Regions from separate parts of the Homo sapiens genome. Here region 2 is linked to region 1. A link is an interaction called in ENCODE POLR2A ChIA-PET data of the cell type or tissue named here. Cell type or tissue: HepG2. All regions are shown on one strand. Each heading gives the region's core, and the rest is flanking DNA. Links, peaks and the distances in the headings are about the cores only.

What was found. ChIA-PET counts read pairs that join two places held together with the same protein. Peaks named below come from ENCODE experiments on the same cell type or tissue, not always from the same donor. Only the 100,000 strongest peaks of a DNase experiment are listed, where the experiment ranks them.
Region 2: POLR2A ChIA-PET joins it to region 1 with 5 read pairs; 11 of 35 experiments call an interaction of 5 or more read pairs at or near these places.

Annotation. Positions count from the first base shown.
Region 1 is chr14:52,937,834-52,947,282 of GRCh38, forward strand. The region is part of intron 2 of FERMT2 (FERM domain containing kindlin 2); the gene reads right to left. Among named protein-coding and RNA genes, the nearest start is that of FERMT2, 8.5 kb to the right of the region's middle. In HepG2, for the core only: no CTCF peak of the experiment used is centred there; no DNase peak of the experiment used is centred there.
Region 2 is chr14:52,838,295-52,847,743 of GRCh38, forward strand. The region is part of intron 1 of LOC105370500 (a long non-coding RNA gene); the gene reads left to right. Among named protein-coding and RNA genes, the nearest start is that of GNPNAT1, 51 kb to the left of the region's middle. In HepG2, for the core only: no CTCF peak of the experiment used is centred there; a DNase peak (open chromatin) is centred at 6,187; H3K4me3 peaks cover 829 bases.

The sequences.
Region 1 (9,449 bases), core at 3,555-7,554:
TTTAAGTTCTGTAAGGAATTTACTGCCCAAACTCATTAAGGATCCTCAATAAATTTACTGCCCAAACTCCAAAAGGATCCTCAATAAAACAATTATTAGTCTAACTACTACTTACTATGTGCCAAGAACTGCTCTAAGTGCTTTACACATGTGTCTGCATTTAATCCTTACGACAACCCTAAGTGGTAAGATTACTACACTTATTTTGTTTATAAGGACACTAAGTTGCGAAGATGTTAAATAACGTGGCACAGGGTCACAAAGCTTGTAAGTACTGAAGCTGGTATTCAAACCCAGTCAGTGACTTCAAGGAATGTATTCAGACACTTCACAACCACTAAACAGAATTTACAAAGGCAAGAAAATCTTTTAAAATGGTTTCAGCAAGAGATTAAATAAGAAGGGGTTTATGGTTAAATACTACATAAATAAAATGAAAACAAAGCAATCAGAATACTGAAAATCACAGTTGAAATTTATATTTTAAGTTTACATGGTATTTGAAGGATAACTGTAGATTACATTTTATTGAGCTCTTAGTATAGTCATTCTACTAATTATCAAGAATTGTTAATCCTTTAAATACCATATTTAGTCAATACATTAGCCCCCAAAACAAGTAAACTAAAGCTAAGTGAGACTAAATAATCAGAAGTTAAAATAACTTGCCCAAGGTCATATGTAACCAATAAGTTGGCCACATCTTAGAGTAAGTTCTTAGTCGCTAACAAAGTTCACTTAGTTTTTTTTTGAGACACAGTCTCACTCTGTCAACCAGGCTGGAGTACAGTGGTGCGATCTCGGCTCAGTGCAACCTCCACCTCCCAGGTTCAAGTGATTCTCCTGCCTCAGCCTCCCAAGTAACTGAGACCATAGGCATGAACCACCACACCCAGCTAATTTTTGTATTTTTAGTAGAGTCAGGGTTTCGCCATGTTGGCTGGGCTGGTCTCCAACTCTGGCCTCAAGTGATCTGCCCATCTTGGCCTCCCTAAGTGCTGTAAAATTCACCTTTTAAAGAAGGTATTTGTCTAACCAGAATATTGAATTTATGGAAACACTCCCTATCTTAGCATAGTGAGTCTATAATTTTGTATATGTGGAAGCATAAAATCTGCTTCTAGATGATCTTCATACTTTAATTCTTTATAGTATTACTAATAATGATGCAAAGTAGCACAATAAACTTAAAATCAATTCCTAATATGGTAAAGAGTATGTCAGACCTATTTGGCTTCTGGCTGGGTGTGGTGGCTCACGTCTGTAATCCCAGCATTTTGGGAGGCAGAGGTGGGTGGATCACTTGAGGTTAGGAATTCAAGACCAGCCTGGCCAACATGGTGAAATCCCATCTCTACTAAAAAAAAAAAAAAAAAAAAAAATACAACAAATAGCAGGGCATGGTGGTGCGTGCCTGTAATCCCAGCTACTCAGGAGGCTGGGGCACTAGAATCGCTTGAACCTGGGAGGTGAAGGTTGCAGTGAGCTGACAGCACATCACTGCACTCCAGCCTGGGCGACAGAGTGAGACTACGGTCTCAAAAAAAAAAAAAAAAACAAAGAACTATTTGGCTTCCTTTTAAAAGGCACATTCTCAATCTTTTATAATACTGGTATTTATCTGGCTCAGCACAGGGAGAAAATCTACAAACACTAAAATAGCTGGAACTGTAATTATCATCATAGCTACATTTACAAAAACTATTCTAAACACTTCATGTGTATTAACTAACATAATCCTTATAATAATCCAAAGATACTGTTATTATCCCCATTTTCCAGATGAGGAACCAGAGGCACAGACAGGTCACACAGCCCAAGGTCATACAGCTAGTATATGGTCAAGTCAGGATTCTGACGTGGGTGGGCTGCCTCTCAGTCTATGCTCCATACCAAGGGCATTCCATCTTGGCAACAGAAATCATTGCCACCTTGCATAAGACTTTTAACATTGATACAGGAATCATCTGCTTTTTTCAAGTTATTTTTAATTTCAAAGGTTATAAAATTCTTAGATCTGAACCCAGGAACTACATTAAGGAACATTAAGCTGGGAAGCACTTACCCAGTAGACAACTTCATCTACAATCAATAATGCTAGCACTTTATTGGTGTTTTATTCATAACCCTGAGTATTCCATTAAGAAAAAGATATCAAAAACATCATTACACTGATGCTTTGAAATTATAATTGATTTTTTAAATACCTAATGTATTTTTTAGTTACAACATGATGTAAAAATAAGACAGTTAAATATCTGAGAAAAGACTCCCTTCCGATTCTAAAGTAGATGTCACCTTCTCTGGGCTGGAGGTTATCAGCCCAATAACCTTGATATGTGTAGAAAGGTCACCCCAAGGATGCACTGACACTGGCTGGTCCTTATGTATCTAAATGACAGATAATTAAGTCTGAAACCTGAAACCTGAATCATGGAAGGAAATCAAAACGTAAACCTCAAATTTTAATCATTTACTGCTTATCTCTTTTTCTCATATACACGAATTCACTTCCAAGCAGCATTAATGAAGTTGAGAGAAAATACCATAAGACATCATTTTCAATTAACTTTCAAAATGTTTTACTATGTAACTCTAGGTGAGTTACTATGAACAATTAATTATTCATAATATTCTCAAAGAAGGGAAATAGATCAGGATTTGTATACTGACCCTTTAATCCACAAGAGTATGGCTGTAGATATATTTAAAGACATTCAGATATCTTCAGATACTGTTTATGTATCTTCTACTTTAGAGTTACCACATTTGAAGAACTATTTTCAAAGAATCCTAATACATTACACATTCCAAAGAGACAGGAACAAACTTAAATGATAGTTTATTCTGTGTTATCTATACTGAGATTCTAGAAATTGAAAAACTGACTTAGCCAGTAGGTTAGTCATTATGGAAATGCAAATTAAAATCACAATGAGATAGTACTACTTACTTATTAGAATGGCTAAAATTAAAACAAACGACACTAAATTCTGACAGTAACAAGGGTAGGGTAGACCTGACAGCAACTGGAACTCTCATACAATACTGACAGGAAAGTAAAGTGACGTGGCCACTATGAAAAAGTTTGGCAGTTTCTTCTAACTTCAAGCATATACTTACTATACCACCCAGCAATCCCACACCTAGGTAGTTACCCCAGAAAAATGAAAATATGCATTCACACGGATGTTTACAGCAGCCTTATTCATCATCTCCTAAAACTGGGAGTAACCCAAATGCCCTTCAATTGCTAAATGGACAAACTGTGAAATAATCCATTCAATGGACTACTACTCAGTGATAAAAAACTATTGATACAAACACATGAACGAAGCTAACATGTATTATGCTAAGTGAAAGAAACCAGATTCAAAGAGCTAGAACTGAATGGTTCCATTTGCAGGCCATTCTAGAAAAGGCAAATTATCACTGGTTTTTAGGATCTGGGTTTGAGGCGATGAGACGGTTACAAAGGAAACTTTTGGGAGTACTGTAAAAGTTTTCTATCTTGACTGTGGTAGTTTTACATGTCAAAACTCAGAATATTATACTAAGAAGGATAAATTTTACTATATGTCAATCAGACCTCAATGAGCCTGACACTAAGAAAAAAAATTAACAGGAAAAACAATTATATAGTAATTATGCAACTAATTTGTTAAAGAATGAATTATAACGAATATGAATTTGTAACCACAAACCCAAGTGCAGAAGTCACACTTCTTAATTACAAAATAAAAGAATTATTTAAAAATACACTTTCAGATGTATTTGTTTACTTCTCACTGGGCATATATACCAATTTTAAATGTTCCATGGCATAAGCATTAATTTGTCAGTAAAATAATTATTTAAATAGGAATACTGCATACATTAGCTTTTTTCTGAAACTACTTTCATTAGTTTCTAAATAGGCCCAATGTTTTCATGTGCCTTTGCTATAAATGAACTAAAAACACTGCTCTTATAGAATATATTAAGTAGAGAATTAATTTACTACTGATGCTTTCATGGTTTTAGATTTTTCAAATACCTGGAATACCATCATCCACTTATTGGTCCCCTGCATTTCAGAAATCTTATTAAAATGGTACTTAAATAGCTCTCTTACACTGCAGAGGCAGGTGTGTGTTTGGAAGTTGGCGGGAAAGTAAAATGACAGCTATTTTTTCTTGTTGTTTAGAGGGTGGGAACAGAAAGCAATCCTAAACTAAGCTTTTTTTGAGGAGTGCAATTCCCCACCAGTAAAGCTGGAACTTATTAAATATACTAGATTATATTTTAACCTACTTTTCCTTTTTTTCCTTCCTACTTTCATATACTCAGAGACTCAATGCCACAGAGAAGTATCCACTCTCATTTGCATAACACAAATAGTTTATATAAAGTATATATACATGTAGTATCAATATATATGTATTATCTCATTTAATTCTCACCAAAACCTGTGAGAAAATGTTTTTCTTTTTCTTTTTTTTTTTTTTGAGATGGAGTCTTGCTCTGTCACCCAGGCTGGAGTGCAGTGGCGCGATCCCGGCTCACTGCAAGCTCCCCCTTCTGGGTTCACACCATTCTCCAGCCTCAGCCTCCCGAGTAGCTGCAACTACAGGCGCCCACCACCACGCCCAGCTAATTTTTTGTATTTTCAGTAGAGACGGGGTTTCATCGTGTTAGCCAGGATGGTCTTGATCTCCTGACCTCGTGAGCCACCTGCCTCGGCCTCCCAAAGTGCTAGGATTACAGGCGTGAGCCACCCCGCCCGCCCCAAGAAAATTTTTTTCAATTTCTATTTTATAGAAGTCAAAACCCACTCAGGTTGGATTCATTGTCCAAAGGTCATACTAACCAGTAAAGTAGCAGACAGAGCCAGAAGTTGAATCCAGATCTTCTGACACACTAGGCAACCTGTTATTTCTTAATAATCTGTGCCTCCATCAGCACCTACTACAGTCTGAGAACAGCTGACATTATGGGAAACCTACATCCAATGATGTCTAAAACTATTATTAACAGCTTATTTAATAGTAAGCTAAGAAGTAAACTAAATTTTAAAAATAAAGTATGTGAAAAAGAACCTATAAAAATATCACTCTTGGCCAGGCGTGGTGGCTGATGCCTGTAATCCCAGCACCTTGGGAGGCCGAGGTGGGCGGATCGCCTAAGGTCAGGAGTTCAAGACCAGCCTCGCCAACATGGTGAAATCCCATCTCTATTAAAAATACAAAAATTAGCGTGGTGGCGGGTGCCTGTAATCCCAGCTACTTGGGAGGCTGAGGCAGGAGAATCACTTGAACTTGGGAGGCGGAGGTTGCAGTGGACTGAAATCGTGCCACTGCACTCCAGCCTGGGTGACAAGAGCAAAACTCTGTCTCAAAAGAAAAAAAAATCACTCTGAAGTGAAATTTGCACTGATACTAAGAACCTTATTTTAAAAAGGTTAAACAATGTCTTAAAAGACCAAGGCTGAGGAACTGTTCTACAGGGTGGCCATAAAGTTTACAAACAGATACTATCATTTTACATGTATCTTAATGTAATGTCAATAAGCCATTTATTATATAATCTCCTGTAGCTCCACACTTGGTGGCTGTTCTGTATATCAAAGGAGATTAAGAGGCCCTTTCAACTAAATGCGAAATGAGATTCTGGATGGGAAAAAAACAAAGGCCATTATTGGGACAACTGGCAAATTTTGAAAATGGATGCATATTAGATGACAGAAGTGAATCAATGTTGAATTTCCTGAATGTGATCACTATACTGTAATTATGCAAGAGAAGTTTCTTGTTCTTAGGTGATACATATTTAAATATTTAGGAATCAAAGGTTATGAGTAAGTCTGAAACTTCATCCAACTGCTCCCCAACATGTGTATGTTTGTGTGTATAGAAAATTCAAATGGCAAAATACTAACTGGTGTCTAGATGAAGATTACGCAGTGTTCACTCAATTACTCTTGAACTTAGATGTTTGAAACTTTTAAAAATTAAGAGCCAAAGATAACAGGTAAAATTTTACATATTTTCTTTCCATTCTCTTCAATAGCGAGCGATTAGACATTTCCAACAAGGCCTTTTATAAGTAATTGAATAAACATATTTTTAGCATCTCTATAAATAAGTTAACTCTAGTTGGAAACAAACAGTTTTTTACTTTAAAAAACTGGGTATAAAACATAGCAGCAAAACAAAAACAAAAGGCAGCAAATAGCACATACTCTAAGGAATAGCTCATACTTTATTAGCTGTCACAGGATTACAGTAAAACTTGAGTACTGTCCTCCACTTTTAAAGAACTTAAAATTTGCTAAGAAACTGATACAATTTAATTCACTTCCTATGGATCATGAACAGTGTTTTAAACACTGAGTAAACTTACTATCAGATTTAACCAAAACTTAATTCACTTTAATAAGATTTTAACATTGTTTCCTACTCCACCCCCAAGATTTAAAAAAATTTCTTATAATGTTAATGTATTTCACTATGAATGCAATGAGGATGCATCATGTAGGCATTAATTTCCATGAATTCAGTTGTGAGCCCTCAAGGGGAAAAACTAAGGATTTCAACTGCATAGGCACCATTCCACCAAATAAGCACACACCTTCCCCAGGGAGCACTAAGCCAGGGTATAAGGGAGCTGTCCAGTTACGTATGCCTCTTTCCCAGTGTGCATCTTGCCAAGCTCTAATCCTAGTGTTTAAAGTATTTTTTTGTGTAACGAAGCCCCTCATGTAAGCCAGTTTCTTCATCTGGTGCTCAATTAATGAAACTTATTTTTGGAGTTCCTAGAGGAAAAACTAGCTATTTTCCACTTCTGTGAGATGCAATGAACGTATACCATACTTAATGATCACGTTAAGGGATTTTTAGTGGTAACTTTATTAAAATCTATTTCTTTTTTTGGTCACATGTGCTAAGTTCACAATCTAACTTGATCCTAACATGCAACTCCAACATAAATGAACTTTTTTCATTATTATATGGCAAGAACATGACACACTTTTAAAGCAAGGACTTCTTTCTAAAGGCCACGTTCAGAAATATAATCCTCAGATTTTCTTTTTCTTTTTTTTTTGGAGACAGAGTCTTGCTCTGTTGCCCAGGAATGGAGTGCTGGGGTGTAATCACAGCTCACTGCAGCTGCAAACTCCCAGCTTCAGGCAATCCTCCTGTCTCAGCCTCCCGAGTAGCTGGGACTACAGGTGCGTGCCATCACGCCTGGCTAATTTTTGTATTTTCTGTTTTTCTGTAGAAACGGGATTTCACCATGTTGCCCGGCTGGTCTCAAACTCCTAGCTCAAGCAAACAACTTCTGAGCCTCGGCCTCCCAAAGTGCTAGGATTACAGGCGTAAGTTACCGCACCCAGCCAATCCTCAATTGTTCTATGTTTTTTTGTTGTTGTTTTTTTTTTGTGGGTTGGGGGCGGGGGGACGGAATCTCGCTCATCACCCAGGCTGGAGTGCAGTGGTGTGATCTCAGCTCATTGCAACATCCGCCTCCCAGGTTCAAGCGATTCTCCTGGCTCAGCCTGAGTAGCTGGGATTACAGGCGCCCGCTACCATGCCTGGCTAATTTTTTTTTTGTAATTTTGGTAGAGACGGGGATTTCACCATGTTGGCCAGGCTGGTCTAGAACTCCTGACCTCAGGTGATCCACCTGCCTCAGACTCCCAAGGTGCTAGTATTACAGGCGTGAGCCACCACTCCCGGCCTAATCCTCAATCTTTCTAAAGCAACTTCATATGTTTCTTTTTAGTTACTCCTGAGTCTTCCAATTTGCATTTTTTTCCCTTGTAGATTGTGTGACTTGATCTAACCCAACTTCTACATTCTCTCTACTCATAGAATCAGAGCTAGAGGAAACTTAGAGATCACCTATTTTTTCCTCTCTGCTCACAGAGCTGGCTGGAGATTTCCATTCAGTGAGCTCCAGATTATAATAAATTCCTTATTCTCCGTTTAAAATGAATTTTTATAGAAAGGTGGAAATTTAATTGTACACATAAGTTTTAAAAAGACATTTTAAAAAGTGATACTAAAACTCAGTGAACAGATCCACTTGGTATTTAGCGTCTGCCAGGCTGGAGTGCAGTGGCACTATCTCGGCTCATTGCAACCTCCGCCTCCTGGGTTCGAGCGATTCTCCTGTCTCAGCCTCCCGAGTAGCTGGGACTACAGGTGCCCATCACCATACCCGGCTAATTTTTGCATTTTTAGTAGAGGCGGGGTTTCACCATATTGGCCAGGCTGGTCTCGAGCTCCTAACCTTCTGATCTGCCCGCCTTGGCCTCCCAAAGTGCTGGGATTAGAGGCATGAGCCACCGTGCCCAGCCAAGGATTTAATACTTCTCAATGACCTCCAGAGGAATCCCATAAAATTGGGCCTCTTCTTGACAAAATTTATTTTTGAAGACAATTTTATTTTGATGTCTTGTTTTTATAATCCTTATCCCTGATATTTCATATTTAAAATTTTTCTTTTAAAAAACACTATACACGTTTGAAATTTGTCTTTGATTAAAAAAAAAAAAACAGGCATGGCAGCTCACATCTGTAATCCCAACACTTTGGGAGGCCAAGGTGGAAGGACTGCTTGAGGCCAGGAGTTCAAGACCAGCCTGGGCAACAAAGCAAGACCCATCTCTACGAAAAATTTTAAAAGTCAGCAAGATGTGGTGGTGCGTGCCTGTAGTTCCAGCTACTCAGGAAGCTAAGGCAAGAGGATTACTTGAGCCCAGAAGTTTGAGGATGCAAAGAGCCATGAACACACACTCACTCCAGCCTGGGTGACAGTGCAAGACCTTGCCTCAAACCAAACCAAACAGTACTAAATTTTCACAATTCTTTTTTTTTTTGAGGCGGAGTCTTGCTCTGTCGCTTAGGCTGGGTGGTGTGATTTTGGCTCACTGCAACCTCCGCCTCCCAGGTTCAAGTGATTCTCCTGCCTCAGCCTCCCAAGCAGCTGAGATTCCAGGCACATGCCACCACATCCAGCTAATTTTTGTATTTTTAGTAGAGATGGGGTTTCTCCATGTTGGTCAGGCTGGTCTCGAAGTCCTGACCTCAGGTGATCCACCTGCCTCAGCCTCCCTGCCTGCTGGGATTACAGATGTGAGCCACCGTACCCAACCTAAACTGGATTTTAGGGTGTTTTTCACTTTCTGGATGAAGTATAAACACTGAGGGGATCAATTATTTATGAAGTATCAGCCTAGACTAAGTCACAAATGCAAAAACTTTGTCACATTACGATATAATTCCCCAAAGCCCACTTCATGACATATGCTTTTGCTTTCTTTTAAAAGATTAATAGCAAATGACAAATGTGTTTTATACTGAGATTTAAAAGAGACCTAGGATGGGCGTGGTGGCTCACGTCTGCAATCTCAACACTTTGGGAGGCCAAGGCAGGCGGATGACGAGGTTAGGAGATCAAGACCA
Region 2 (9,449 bases), core at 3,693-7,692, 99 kb before region 1:
AACTTTCCCATCACCCCAAACTGAAACTCTATACCCCTTAAACAGTAACCCCTCATTCTCTCCTTGCCAGTTCCTGGTATCCACCATTCTAGGTTCTGACTCTCAGAATTTGATTACTCTAGGCACCTCATAGAAGTGGAATCATATAGTATTTGTCCTTTTGATGAGTTCATGTCCTTTGTAGGGACATGGATGAAGCTGGAAACCATCATTCTCAGCAAACTATCGCAAGGACAAAAAACCAAACACTGCCATGTTCTCACTCATAGGTGGGAATTGAACAATGAGAACACTTGGACACAGGGTGGGGAACATCACACACGGAGGCCTGTTGTGGGATGGGGGGCAGGGGGAGGGATAGCATTAGGAGAAATACCTAATGTAAATGACGAGTTAATGGGTGCAGCACACCAACATGGCACATGTATGCATATGTAACAAACCTGCACGTTGAGCACATGTACCCTAGAACTTAAAGTATAATAATAATAAAAAAAAATTTGTCCTTTTGTGACTAGCTTATTTCATTTAGCATAATGTCTTCAAGATTCATCCCCATTTTAGCATATGTTAGAATTTCCTTTATTTTACTTTGTTTTATTTTTGAGACAGCGTCTCACTCTGTCACCCAGGCTGGAGTGCAGTGATGCAATCTTGGCTCACTGCAACCTCCACCTCCTGGGCTCAAACAATCCTCCTACCTCAGCCTCCTGAGTAGCTGGGACTGCAGGCGAGTGCCACCATGTCTGGCTAATTTTTGTATTTTTTGTAGAGGCAGGGTTTCACCATATTGCCCAGGCTGGTCTCAAACTCCTGAGCTCAAGCGATCCCCCCACCTCAGCCTTCAAAGTGCTGAGATTACAGGTGTAAGCCACCATATCCATCCTAGGGGTTCTTTATATATTCTGGATATTAATCCTTTATCATATATGGTTTGCAAATATTTTCTTTTTTTACTTTTTCCACAGAGATGAGGTCTCACTATGTTACTCAGGATGGTCTTGAACACCTGGGCTCAGTGATCCTCCCACCTCGGCCTCCCAAAGTGCTGGGATTACAGGTGTCAGCCACCATGGCCAGCCAATTTGTGAATATTTTCTCTCATTCTGTGGGTTGCCTTTTCAGTCTGTTGATAGTTTCCTTTAAAAGGTTTACAGTTTGATGAAGTTCAGTTTAGCTATTTTTCTTTTGTTGCCCATGCTATTGGTGCCATATCCAAGAAATTATTGCCAAATCCAATAATAGCATGAAGTTTTATTCTCCTGCCTCAGTCTCTTGAGTAGCTGGGACTACAGGTGTGCATCACTGTGCCTGGCTAATTTTTTTTTTTTTTTGAGACAGAGTCTTGCTCTGTCACCCAGGCTGGAGTGCAGTGGCGCAATCTCGGCTCACGGCAAGCTCCGCCTCCCGGGTTCACGCCATTCTCCTGCCTCAGCCTCCCTAGTAGCTGGGACTACAGGCGCCTGCCACCACGGTGCCTGGCTAACTTTTTGTCTTTTGTAGCAATGGTATCTTCCTACGTTGCTCAGACTGGTCTTGAATTCCTGGCCTCAAGAAATCCTCCTGCCTCAGCCTCTAAAAGTGCTGGGATTGTAGGTGTGAGCCACTGTGCCCAGCCTACTCCTATGTTTTCTTCCAAGAGTTTTATAGTTTTCACTCTTACACTTGAGTCTTTGATCCATTTTGAGTTAATTTCTGTATGTGGTGTAAGCTATGGCTCCAGTTGCATTCTTTTGCATGTGAATATTCAGTTTTCCCGCCACCATTTGTTGAAAAAGATTGTCCTTTTCTCCATTGAATGGTCTTGATATCCTTGTTAATCATTCTGTTTTATTTGACATTGAGAAAAGAAAACTGTTAGAATTAAATCTAACCTTTTAGATTTATATTTCACTTTTTAATACATTTTCAAAATCCATGCATTTGCTACAGTTTTTTCATCAGCCCTTTGCCCAAGAGTCAATGTGGGTCACGAACTTGCCTGCAGTAGGGGTGAGGAGACCTGGTCTAGGGAATGACTCTATTGGCTCCATGGCCTTTGGATGGTTTGAGGAAACTCAGGCCTCCCCAGATTTTTTTTGCTGGGTATCCTACAGATGGAGTTTTCCTTCTAAAGGAAACATTCCTTTAGCTTAACAAACATTTTGTTTGTTTGTTTGTTTTTGAGACAGAGTCTTCCTCTGTCTCCTGGCTGGAATGCAGTGGCGTGATCTTGGCTCACTGCAACCTCTGCCTCTCAGGTTCAAGCAATTCTCCTGCCTCAGCCTCCTGAGTAGCTGGGACTACAGGTGCCCACCACCACACCCAGCTAATTTTTGTATTTTTAGTAGAGACGGGGTTTCACTATGTTGGCCAGGATGGTCTTGATCTCTTGACCTCATGATCCACCTGCCTTGGCCCCCTAAAGTGCTGGGATTACAAGTGTGACCCACCGTGCCTGGCCCTGTCTTAACAAACTTTTAAAATGCCAGTACACATGGGAGGAATAAAGAATATTAGTGACTCACATGCCGGTATGAATTCATTTATATTACTTTCCTGCCAGGCAATTAGCTGAGAGGGGGGAAATTTTAACTTTAACTTTAGTGGAGGGTTGCGGAGAAGGAGAAGGAGAGCAAGAAACTTTGCTTTGGGGACAAGGTCAGCTTCCAAGGAGGAATGTGGGTGCCTGGGTGTGGTGCTACCCTGGACAGCACGAGGCATTGAGTATCTCAGATGGAACCAGGAGAGAGGACCAAGACCCAGAAGGGGAAGTAGGAGAGTCTAAAGATAAATTTTGCCTACTTCACAGCTGTGCCAGGGAGAGGCCCTGGGAGTGAGCATGAGTAATCCAGAGATGTGCATGCATGGGGCCCGGCCCTCTTTTGTTTATTCTAATGCTGTCCTGGCAGCAGTAGACACTTCCCCAGGCCTGGCAACATTTCTTTCAGATATTGTCTGGCCAGTCCATCTTTGAAGGAAAAATGAAAAGATGGTAGTGCTGAAAAACCTCTAACTAGAGAATTTTCTTCCTGTGACCCTCACCTCCACCTCCAACACATTCACACACACAATTATCTCCTTGTGGGATTTGTCATGATTTTATAATGATTCTAATTTGAGTTGATTGCACTTGTTTAAATACCAGATATTTAAAATGTAGAGTGTGTTATTGATGCTGGTGAGTACTGGATGGCTTGTTGTTTGCTTTGAGACAAGGTCTCACTCTGCCACCCAGAGTGCAGTGGCAGTCACAGCTCACTGCAGCCTTGACCTTCCAGGCTCAATAGATCCTCCCACCTCAGCTTTCCAAATAGCTGGAACTATAGGCACATGCCACCATGCCCAGCTAATTTATTTTTATTGATTGATTGATTGAGACAGTCTCACTCTGTTGCCCAGGCTGGAGTGCAGTGGTATGATCTTGGCTCACTGCAGCCTCTGCCTCCTGTAATCCCAGCACTTTGGAAGGCTCAAGCGATTCTCCTGCCTCAGCCTCCTGAGTAGCTGGGACTATAGGCAGAAGCCACCAAACCCAGCTAATTTTTGTATTTTTAGTAGAGATAGGGTTTCACCATGTTGGCCAGGATGGTCTTGAACTCCTGACCTCAAGTGATCCACCTGCCTTGGCCTCCCAAACTTCTGGGATTACAGGTGTGAGCCATTGCGCCTGGCCAATTTTTTATATTTTATATTTTATATATTTTAATATAATATTTAAAATATATATTTAATGTTTTATATTTTTTTGTTGAGATGAGGTCTTGCCATGTTGCCCAGGCTGGTCTGAAAATCCTGGGCTCAAGCCATTCTCCCTCTTCAGCCTCCCAAAGTGCTGGGATTACAGGTGTGAGCCACCACACCTGGCTAGAGTACTGGATATGTTAATAGTTCCATTCATACATTTCAAGAATTAAGGTGTTTTTTAACTTACTAAAGGCTGGCTTTTTATCCTGTAAACTTCTAGCCCAAATCATCTCTACTACACAGTAGAGAAAAGTAGTTTTAGAATTTGGTTTAGTTATCCCTAAAGCACCTTTTATTCACAAAGGGAAAGATGTATCTGGATCACATTCAAAATGTGTCTCATTAATGCCTCCTTATTCTAATTAATTTGGCCATGGGGAACTTAACCATTACTGAATGTTAATCTCATAAAAAGTACCAAAACCATTCTCTTTTTGTTCTCTGATAAGGATTTTCCCTTTTCTATTTCAGAACTAATTATCTCTCTCTCCTTAGTCTTTGTACAGTTTCAAGAGTTGACGTGTGAAACTATACAAGATATCACAGGCTGGGTGCAGTGGCTCACGCCTGTAATCCCAGCACTTTGGGAGGCTGAGGCGGGTGGATTACCTGAGGTCAGGAGTTCAGGACCAACCTGACCAACATGGTGAAACCCCATCTCTACTAAAAAATACAAATATTAGCCAGACATGGTAGTGGGCACCTGTAATCCCAGCTACCTGGGAGGCTGAGGCAGGAGAATTGCTTGAACCCGGGAGGCGGCGTTTGCAGTGAGCTGAAATCGTGCCATTGCCCTCCAGCCTGGGTGACAGAGGGAGACTCTGTCTCAAAAACAAACAAACAAAAAGATATCACAAATCACTCTAGCCAATGATTTTCTCTTTGACAAATCACACAACTCTCTTTAAGAAGTTAATGAGAGAGGCTGCCCTGTGTTATCACTAGGAAGCTGGAGTTTCTACTTTCCATTACCTTTCATTCAGCATCTACTTTTTTTTTTTTTTTTTTTTGAGATGGAGCTGGCTGTGTTGCCCAGGCTGGAGTGCAGTGGCATGATCTCGGCTCACTGCAACCTCCGCCTCCCGGATTCAAACAATTCTCCTGACTCAGCCTCCCAAGTAGCTGGAATTACAGACGCGCGCCACCACGCCCAGCTAATTTTTGTATTATTAGTAGAGAGATGGGGTTTCACCATGTTGGCCAGGCTGATCTCGAACTCCTGACCTCAAATGATCTGCCTGCCTTGGCCTCCCAAAGTGCTGGGATTACAGGTGTGAGCCACTGCAACTGGCCTAGGAATAAGATATTTCTAATAACAGTTTTTCTCTTAAAGATTCCAATAAATGGAAAGAAATACCATACCCGTGGATTGAAACATTCAATATTAAAATGTCACTTCTCCCCAAAGTAAAATAGAGATTTGGTACAATCTCAAGCATAATCCGAGCAGTCATTAATATATTAATAGGAGCTGAAAAGATGATTTAAAAATCTATGCAGGCCAGGCTTGGTTCATTTACTTTGCATATATTTGAATGTTTTCATAATAAAAAGTTTTTAAAAGCATTCATGAAATATAAAAACCAACTGATTGGATAGATCGTAGTTTGCTGCCATCCCTGTACCTTTCCTGGACAATGTTCAATTATCCATGTAAAGGGGACAGAACACATTGTACTATTACAAGCTTTGGAGCCATTTTGCAGCTATGTGGCTTTGAGAAAATTTCTTGACTTCTCCGTAGTCTGGTTCCCTCTTCAGGCTTGTTGCGTTCATGTGAGATCACACACCTCTGGTGTCGAGTGCGTTGTCAAGCCCCTGATGCACCATTGCTTGTTCAATAAGTGTTCATGACTGCTCATGGAGGAAAGTGGGGCAGAGATTACCTTTAGAAAAATGTATTCTTGGCCAGGTGCGGTGGCTCATGCTTGTAATTCCAGCACTTTGGAAGGGCGAGGCTGCCAGATCACCTGAGGTCAGGAGTTCGAGACCAGCCTGGCCAACGTGGTGAAATCCCGTCTCTAATAAAAATACAAAAATTAGCCAGGCGTGGTGGCGGGCACCAGTAATCCCAGCTACTCAGGAGGCTGAGGCAGGAGAATCGATTGAACCCAGGAGGTGGAGGTTGCAGTGAGCTGAGATCACACCACTGCACTCCAGCCTGGGTGACAGAGCAACACTCTGTCTCAAACAAACAAACAAAAACAAAAACAAAAAAAAACACAAAAAATTATTATTTGGTTTTGGAAAAATCCTTTTCTGTTTATTTTGAATGTGACTGATATTTGGGAACTGGCATGATAGGGTCATACTGCAGGAGATTTGGGTAAGAATAAATGAGAAAGGGGCTCTGCCCTTGCAGTAGACTCTTCACCTTCACACTTAACTTGAGAATTAACTCCTGAACTTTGTCTCCATGACATTGCCTCCACATTCCTGACAAATAGCACATAAAGGGATAATGCAGATGACCCTGACTTTTTTTTCTTGTTTGCCTTTTGAATTTGAGAGCACCTATCTCTGGATTGTTTTGATTGGGTCAGTATTTAAATTGGCTCTATTTCCTGTCTTTAAAACAGCTAGTAATAGAGAAGGCTAAGATTTTAGACCTAAAAATAGCAGAAAAAGGAAAAAAAATGTATATCCAGCTAATAAAAAAAAACTAAGCATATAATCACATCAAGCCCGGGCCTGGAATACTGTTCTGAGTTTCTTTTATTAGCAACTTTCACTTCCGTGTTCTCACATTGTTACGGGCTGATCTTTTCCTTTGGCTGGAGTTCTTTTCTTCTTTCAGTCAAGGAACTGGTTTAGGCACCTTCTCTACGCCAGGCCCTGTTAGGCACTGGGGACGTGCGGCTGAGGGTGGCCTCCTAGTTCTCAGGCTGGGAGACAGACACTGAGGACATAATAAGACCCCTGTGGGGACTCTTTAGAGAGGGTTGTCAGGGAAGGCCCCTCAAGATGTCTTGAGTGCAGACCTGTGGGATGAGAAGGGCTCTGCTGGTCTCTCTTCCTTGCTTTGCATAGTGTTGGTTATTGGTGTCATTTTTTTCTCTAGAGGACCTAGATGGAATTTACCAGAAAGAGCTGTCTTTGACGATTTATTTAGGGTCACGGTGTTTCCAAATCCCTTCACAGAAGTTGCTCTGAGCACCACAACATATTTTGTTTTAGAGAAGCAGATTTAAGCACATCTGCTCCGGGTCTAAGGTCTCTGTGCACTCCTAGCCATGTCACAAAAAGATTCCCACGCTTCAGCTCTCTTGCTGGTTATCTGTGATCTCGTTCCTTCCCTTTTGTCCTCCCCTGAGGATGTGCTCATGTGCTGGTGTCTGTTTCTGGCCCATCTCTCTCTCCTCATCCTAAATGTAAGGAGTGTCTTTAATGGACATTGGGCTTCCCATGGGTCTTCTCCATGACATCCTGTTTGGGAAGCTTCAGTGTGTTATACCACTTTATCTTAGACTTCTGTAAAACTTTTTTTGTTGCTTTCTCATTTTTGTTCCTCCACTGCTTTTTAAAAATACAAGCATTCAGCTGGATGCGGTGGCTCATGCCTGTAATCCCAGCACTTTGGAAGGTGGAGGCGGGTGGATCACCCGAGGTCAGGAGTTTGAGACCAGCCTGACCAACATGGTGAAACCCTCTCTCTACTAAAAATATGAAAATTAGCTGGGCTTGGTGGCGCATGCCTGTAATCCCAGCTACTTGGGAGGCTGAGGCAGGAGAATCACTTGAACCCGGGAGGCAGAGGTGCAATGAGCTGAGATCATACCATTGCACTCCAGCCTGGGCAACAGAGTGAGACTCCACCTTAAACGAACAAACAATATGAGCATTTAAACTAATTTAGGTTACAATTGATGCTTCACATGCATGTATTTTTAAAATGTTATTTATTTTAGAGATAGGGTCTCCCTCTGTCACCCAGGCTGGAGTGCAGTGGTGTAATCATGGCTCACTGTGGCCTTGAGGTCCTGGACTCAAGTGATCCTCCTGCCCCAGCCTTCCAAGTAGCTAGGACTACAGGTGTGCACGACCATACCTGGCTAATTCTTTTTTTTTTTTTTTTTTTTTTTTTTTTTTTTTTTTGAGATGGAGTGTTGCTCTGTTGCCCAGGCTGGAGTGCAGAGGCACGATCTCAGCTCACTGCAACGTCTGCCTCCCGGGTTTAAGCAATTCTTCTGCCTCAGCCTCCCAAGTAGCTGGGACTACAGGCAAGCACCACCACACCCGGCTAATTTTTGTATTTTTAGTAGAGACAGGGTGACAGGGTTTCACCATATTGGCCAGGCTGGTCTCGAACTCCTGACCTCATGATCCACCCGCCTCGGCCTCCCAAAGTGCTGGGATTACAGGCATGAGCCACCACACCCGGCATACCCAGCTAATTCATTCTTTCTTTCTTTCTTTCTTTCTTTCTTTCTTTCTTTCTTTCTTTCTTTCTTTCTTTCTTTCTTTCTTTCTCCTTCCTTCCTTCCTTCCTTCCTTCCTTCCTTCCTTCCTTCCTTCCTTCCTTCCTTCCTTCCTTCTTTCTTTTCTTTTTTTTGTACAGTTGGTCTGGAACTCCTGGGCTCAAGCAATCCTCTCACCTCAGCCTGCCAAAGTTCTGCGATTATAGGTGCGAGCCACCACACCTGGCCACAGGCACATATTATTTTTCTTGTGTTTCTTCAGGATGATTTTAAATGATAGGGTCTCCCTCATGTTCTGGTTTTCCCATCTGCACTTGGGAAATAGTTGGCTAAGTTTAGCTTCATTTGAATAACTCAAACATGTGCTACATTGTTCCACATGACTTCGTTTGTGGATTTTCTCCAATTTCTTTTTGTAAAAAATCCCTCTTGGAGGTTTTCACAAATATTTATTGAGCACCTACCATTTTTTCATGTCAGGGTGTGGAGCTCCTCGCTGACCTGGAACCTGGCTTCCCTGCCTCGTGCCTGTGCCTTCCTGCCCTCTCCCCTGGCCCGGGTCGCTGTGGCCCATGGCCTCTCTTTGCCCACTGAACACTTATCCCTGCCATCATGTGCTCAGTAGCTTATCATAATCAGCCGGCCCTGTGACATGTATCAAACTTCTTGTGTGCTGTCTTCCAAGAGTCTTTTCACCCCTGGGCCCTCCCTCACTGAATATAGTATTCTCTTCCTTCTGGACACTAAAAGTACCCAATTTGTTAAAAGGATAATGGCCCCTTGCTTTCTACCTCTCCCCACTCAACTTTAGTAACCTGCTGTGGTCTTCAGCTCTCCAAGGGAAGTTTCTTCCTTTCTCAAAAGAATATGTTGACCAAACAGCTTTACTTGCTTCCTCAGAGTCAGTACAGACTGAGGAAGAGCTCTGAATTTGTAGATCTCTTGGAACAATATGAACTGACTGGCCTCCTTGATTTGTGACCTCTTATATAGAGACATCACTCAATTATGTAATAAACATTTAGTTATTAAAACCTCTGCCCCCCTTTTAAAAAATAGTTGCCTTAACAGATTGCAAAAGACTATGCCCTAGGCTTTTATGGAATATGGACAGCTTCTTAGCTTAATTTCTCAGGATATAAATTAAGAGCAAGTTTTTTTTTTTCTTTTTCTTTTTTTCTTTTTTTTTTGAGACGGAGTCTCGCTCTGTTGCCCAGACTGGAGTGCAGTGGCATGACCCCGGCTCACTGCAACCTCCGCCTCCCCGGTTCAAGCGATTCTCTTGCCTCAGCCTCCTGAGTAGCT